2 separate regions of the Homo sapiens genome follow, and region 2 is linked to region 1. Evidence: chromatin contacts called from ENCODE Hi-C data. All regions are on one chromosome and are shown on one strand. The core of a region is the stretch at or near the end of the contact, and the rest is flanking DNA. Distances in the headings are between cores, read along the strand shown.

Evidence for each region. A loop is a pair of places that touch in the nucleus more often than their neighbours do. Pooled maps may share reads with other maps.
Region 2: a loop to region 1 is called in a map with no recorded cell type, with 14 times the contacts of the local background. The contact joins two enhancer-like sites. A Hi-C loop is called at or near these places in 10 of 37 single-sample maps with no recorded cell type and 4 of 50 pooled maps.

What each region holds. Positions count from the first base shown.
Region 1 is chr3:187,934,496-187,937,583 of GRCh38, reverse strand. No RefSeq gene overlaps it. Among named protein-coding and RNA genes, the nearest start is that of LINC01991, 40 kb to the left of the region's middle. Within about 2 kb of position 1,568, at least 2 of the 41 ENCODE cell types and tissues checked have a DNase peak (open chromatin) inside an H3K27ac peak, as active enhancers do.
Region 2 is chr3:188,445,211-188,448,298 of GRCh38, reverse strand. All of the region lies in intron 4 of LPP (LIM domain containing preferred translocation partner in lipoma), which reads right to left. Among named protein-coding and RNA genes, the nearest start is that of LPP-AS1, 120 kb to the left of the region's middle. Within about 2 kb of position 1,583, at least 2 of the 41 ENCODE cell types and tissues checked have a DNase peak (open chromatin) inside an H3K27ac peak, as active enhancers do.

The sequences.
Region 1 (3,088 bases), core at 319-2,818:
TTTTTGAGATGGAGTTTTGTGCTTGTTGCCCAGGCTGGAGTGCAACAGCATGATCTCGGCTCACTGCAAACTCTGCCTCCCAGGTTCAAGCGATTCTCCTGCTTCAGCCTTTCTAGTAGCTGCGGTTACAGGAATGTACCACCACGCCCGGCCAAGTTTGTATATTTAGTAGAGACGAGGTTTCTCCATGTTGGTCAGGCTGGTCTCGAACTTCCAACCTCAGGTGATTGGCCGGCCTCGGCCTCCCAAAGTGCTGGGATTACAGGCATGAGCCACCACACCCAGCACATCTTTCTTTTCTTGCCAGCACTCAGAAGCTTCACTTCAAATAAACTGTGGGGAAAGTATACTTGATCAAGTACAGTGGACTATGGAATTCAGCAACTAGCATGGCAACCTAGACGGACAAGAGCTCGAAAGCAGTGCTGTGAAATCATTAGTATTGACTTTCTATTTGTAAAATAAATTGAAAACATACCCATAGATGAAGTTTAGAGTAAAAATAAAGAGGGAGGAGAGATTGCTTTGCTTGTTTCACAGTGCTGGCATTGGAACTATGTCTTTATTAAGGCCTCATGCAGAGGGAAGGGACTTGAACTAAACAGACTTCTAACTTCTATTTTAGTGGCATTCTCTTGCTGATGACCTTGTGCTTGTTTGTTTTCCTCTTTGGGCCTTTATTTCTTCCACCTGTTAATAAGCATCTTGGGATAAGACAGTGCCTCTCAAAGTGTAATGTCCATGTGAATCATCTGGAGATCTTGTTAAAATGCTGATTCTGATTCAGCAGGTCTGAAGTAGGGCCTTGGGATCCTCAGTTCTAACACGGTCTTTGCTTCTCCTTCAGTCATTGAGAAGCAGAGGCTAGACAGTTTTTAAGTCCTTTTCAGCTGTGAACACTCCATGTTTCAAATAATCTCCCAACACTAGAGTGAGAAGCAGAATAGGAAGGCCTCTCTGGATGGAACATCATCTATATTAAAATGCCTTTTTGTTTTAGACAGGAAAGAATGGAATTCCTAAACTTGGGCTTAAGCAAGAGGAAAGGAAAGCACTGAAGGGGACATTTACTGTGAGGTCTGAGGTGGTTCCAAAAGGTATTAATGCTTGGAAGGAAGGAAGAAAAACCAGGCAGAAAGTTGGCTTGAGGCAGGTATAGAAGTCAGGGAAAAACAATCCACAAAAACCAGTGGTGGTGGTGTTGGAAGTGGTCATAGGAAAGTAATAAAGAGTTTTAATGCTAATTCTCCAGAGATGCGTGATTGGCCTTGTGTTTTGTAGATATTGTCCCACAGTCCATTATGGCAATCCTACAAAGCTGCAGGGGTGCAGCAATGCTGTCTCCACCATAAGGCAGAACTAAGTGGAGAGAAAGGAGGGACAATCATACGGAGAGGGAGGGGAGCCTCTTGGACCCTACAGAGCCTTAGCTCCGACACCCCAGTAAGGGGCTGGAGCCTGCTCTGCATCTGCTGTGGCTCTCCCTGGGTCACCCACCGGAGCCGCCGTGGGCAGTGGTATGGGGGAAGGAAAGTGTCTCAGCACAACCTCAGTTTCACTTCCTGCCTCAAAACACAGAGAGTCATTATATAAATATCAACCTCAGCAGCTGCTGCCCTCATCCCTCTTCTCACTATTACTCCCGAAGCTCAGCTCACAGCCAAGGCGCCTGCCAGGCCTCTCACTTTCCCCTGATCCCACGGCACTTGCACCAGGCCCGCCAGGTGGGTGCCTGGGGCAGAAATGAATCACAACTGCTCTCTGGCCCTCCAGCCAGCCATACCCAGCAGCCCTTGCGTCGCTGAGCAGGGGAGGTCGTCCTGACTGGTAGCCCACGTTAATCAAATTAAACCTTGTTCACAGACGTGACAGGCAGTCAGCCCATCCGTGGAGGCCGCAGAATGCACCGTCAGCACTCATTGCTGCTAGAGGTGGGGCAGGAAAGAACGCAGCATGTTTATATGTATATATCATAAAATGTTCTATTAAATTAGCTAAAATCACCAAAACTTTCAAAGGTGTTTTAAGTCAGGAAGCAGTGTGGTAGGTATAAAGAGTGGTCTGGAATGAAAGACCAAGAATGTGTTAGTCTCTCTAGTATGAATGAGTAAAATCTTTTTCTAATCTCCAATCATAAGAACTCCTCTTTGAACTTTGGTTCATTTTTCTTTATTTTCTTTCTAAAGATGTTACTAAAAGAACAAACAAACAAAGAAACAAAAACCCAAAAGGCAGGCCTGTCACATGATCTCCCTGATCCTCAAGTTTTTCATCTTTAAAATAATGACATGAACCTGCTTCTCTTCCAGGGTTGTGCAAGGAACATGAGATATGTGAGGTTTCCTTCTCTGCCTATTGATCACAATGGTTGACATGTTACTCTGTGTGTGTGTGTGTGTGTGTGTGTGTGTGTGTTATAAGAGAGGTTAGCAAAATGTAAGCTGTTATTCCGAGCTATTATAATTACTGATACCTTAACCATGTTGCAGCCATGGTCATGTTAGAAGCGGAAGAGCCCGGGCAAGGACTGGTAATATGGCTTCTCTGGGTCCTTAAAACAGTCAATGGAAAGCAATGTTTGGGAATCTCATCACCTGTGTGTTACTCAACTGATCAAACATTGTTAAAATATGCTCATTCTCCCACTTGATCAACTTGCGACCTAATTAGATATTTGTGATTTATTATTAAGCAACAAAAACAAATTACTAAGCAGTTTTTCAGTGCAAATCCATTAAAAATTTATTTATAAGCTTTAGAAAAAAGATTTTAAAAAGATGATGGATATTCACCAAAATGTTAACTACTGGCAATCTCTGGGAGGAGGAATTTGCATGGCTTAAATGTCTTTCTTTGTACTTTTTAAAATCACCCAAATTGGACAGGATTAACATCAGAAAAATTGACCCCTCAAGGAACACAGAGGTTAAGTGCTGTTAGCTTTTCCTTTTCCCTAAACACACATGTTGGTGTCAAATGAAGGGAAATTCAAGGTGAGAGAGCCAAAGCAGGCCACCGGGGGGTCCAAGTAAAGACTTTTTACTGAATGAGGGTCTAGAATTATTTATTTATTTTATTTTTATTTATT
Region 2 (3,088 bases), core at 334-2,833, 510 kb before region 1:
TATTATCTCCATTACAAAGACGGGGTGAAGGAAAACTCAAAAGGGAGTTTGTCCACGTTCCCAAACCTCCTAAATGCAAAATCATAACTTGAACCCAAGACGTCTGCCAACAAGTACAATTGTTTTACAACATAACACAAATAGTCCTAATGAACATCCCAAATTTTGAATTACAGAGCCCTAAAGATCCAAATCCTATGACCCTCTTTTTACAATCCAATATAGACCCTGTTATAAAAATTATCTTTATATTTTGAGTTGATAGCTTACAAATTCAACCCACTGATAATGTTGAATAGTTTGAAAACAACCTCCAATCTACTCTTCTATGTGGTTGAGGCTTGGGAATCCACTCTGGCCCCCCAGTACAACAGTAGATAATTTGACACAATCAAATGAGAGTAAATGGTAGTAAACAAAATAGAAATAGCACTGATGGTAAATGAGGAGGCATATGTTCTTGTCCCTACTCTATGGCCATACTGCTATAGAATCCCGGAGAGTCACCTTTTTTTTTTCTTCTAAGATGGAGTCTTGCTGTGTCGCCCAGGCTGGAGTGCAATGGCGCGATCTCGGCTCACTGCAACCTCCACTTCCCGGGTTTTAAGTGATTCTCCTGCATCAGCCTCTGGAGTAGCTGGGATTACATGCCACCATGACAGGTTAATTTTTTTTTTTTTTTTTTTTTTTTGAGGCAGTCTCACTCTGTCGCCCAGGCTGGACTGCTATGGTGTAATCTCTGCTCACTGCAACCTCTGCCTCCTGGATTCAAGTAATTCTCCTGCCTCAGCTTCTTGAGTAGTTGGGATTACAGGCACCTGCCACCATGCCTGACTAATTTTTGTATTTTTAGTAGAGACGGGGTTTCACCATGTTGGGCAGGCTGGTCTCGATCTCCTGACCTCATGATCCTCCCACCTCGGCCTCCCAAAGTGCTGGGATTACAGGCGTGAGCCACCACGCCCAGCCAAGAGTCACTTTTGCTTTGGACCTTATATATGCCCTGTAAAATCAAGTGATTCTCAACCCTGGTTTCACAAAATCATGTGGGAAATTTCTATAAACTACTGATGTGCAGACCCACTGCAAAACAATGAAATCAGAGTCTCTCAAGTTGAAGCCCTGGCATTTGTGTTTTATAAAACTCCCTCCAGGTAAAGCCAGAATTGATTGCATAGATGATCTCTGAGGTTTTTCTCAAGGCTTTCTAAGGTTCTGTATCCAAAGGAATCAGAGTTAGACCACACAGGCCACAAATCACATGTCAGACTTTTTGAAGCCCATACACTTCAAAAAACCTCCTTAATTAAGCCAACTGCTAAAGGAGAGACACCATCTCGTCTCTCACTCGTCCTGTGGTCACCAGCACCTGCTCTTGAGAAAGCAACTACAAAAATGAGAAAAACAGAAGTTCTATAATAGAATCCACATTTCTAGAAAGCTTACAAATGAGGCTTAGAGCTAAAAAGGACATGGAGAAAAGGCAAAAGAAAGCCATGAAAACAATCACGGTCCAATCATTCCCTGGGCAACTCACTCCATTGCCATGTTGAAAACATAGATGTTAGAAACCAAAGGGTTTTTTGAAGAAAGCAGGAGCTGAGTGGGAACTTGGAGAACAACAATGAAAGCAATGCCACAAAGAGAAGCTGACAAGCTCTGGAAGCAGCAAAACATTTTCATCAGTCCGTGAAAAATTAAGGAAATTTGGGGAAATGAGTTTAGAAAAGGAGATTGTTTACAAACAAATAAAAACAAAGAAAAATAAAAACCCACAGAAGCCTTTTGATGGCAATGTAAAACCAGTTACTTCAGAAACTAAAGACAGAGAAGTTAAATGACATACACAGTAACCAACAGGTTACAATGACACTTTTAAAAAGAAAAGGCTGAGATAATCTATGGTCAATTTCATGATGTTTTGACCTTGAGGGCCTGACTGGCACGGCGTCTGGAGAGTGGCAGAAAGAGACACATTTCAGAAAAACTGAAAGTCAAACACCACCTGCTACTTTCACTAGTTCTTCTAGGCCGTGTGAGATTGGAGTGGCAAAATGAAGCTGGGCTCTCATGCTCACTTAAAATGATGGACAACACCAGTGTGTTTATTAAAGAGAGCTGTTTCTAGTCATTTAAGTGGTGTCCCACAAGCCGTAATCAACCAAGCATTGTGGACAAGACTCTCCTGAAATTATTATGCATAGAACACATGTGGCAAGACCGCTGCCTTCAAGCAGACTATGAGAAGGCTCTTACTGAAAAAGAAAAACAGTGGGTGCAAAACTGGCAGAAAACTTCCCCTCCCTGTTAAATGGCATACGGAAGAAACAAATAAAATAATTTATTCTAAGAAGAGAGACCTTAAAAATGATAAAACTGATAGGAAACCATTACATCTATCCTGTATCACAAAAAATGGCCAGGAATTCTTTATCTCATTACCTTGCTGCATATGTTGGAGATGTGTGTGTCTCTGTGTGCCTGTGACTTTCACAGCTTGAGCTATTATATATTTATTTGTTTATAATCTATCAGGAGAGCAAATACTTTGGTCATTGCTTATTCCTGGTCCTAAAACAGTGCCTGGCACATCATGAGTTCCAAACATTGCCTGAATAAATGAATGAATGAATCAATGTCTTTTTTACTTTTTTTTTTTAAATTATACTTTAAGTTCTGGGATACATGTGCAGAACGTGCAGGTTTGTTACATAGGTATACATATGCCACGGTGGTTTGCTGCATCCGTCAACCTGTCATCTACATTAGGTATTTCTCCTAATGCTATCCCTCCCTAGTCTCCCACTGCCCAACAGGCCCCGGTGTGTGATGTTACCCTCCCTGTGTCCATGTGTTCTCATTCTTCAACTCCCAATTATGAGTGAGAACATACGGTGTTTGGTTTTCTGTTCCTGTGTCAGTTTGCTGAGAATGATGGTTTCCAGCTTCATCCATGTCCCTGCAAAGGACATGAACTCATCCTTTTTTATGGCTGCATAGTATTCCATGGTGCATATGTGCCACATTTTCTTTATCCAGTCTACCATTGATGGGCATTTGGGTTGGTTCCAATTCTTTGCTATTGTGA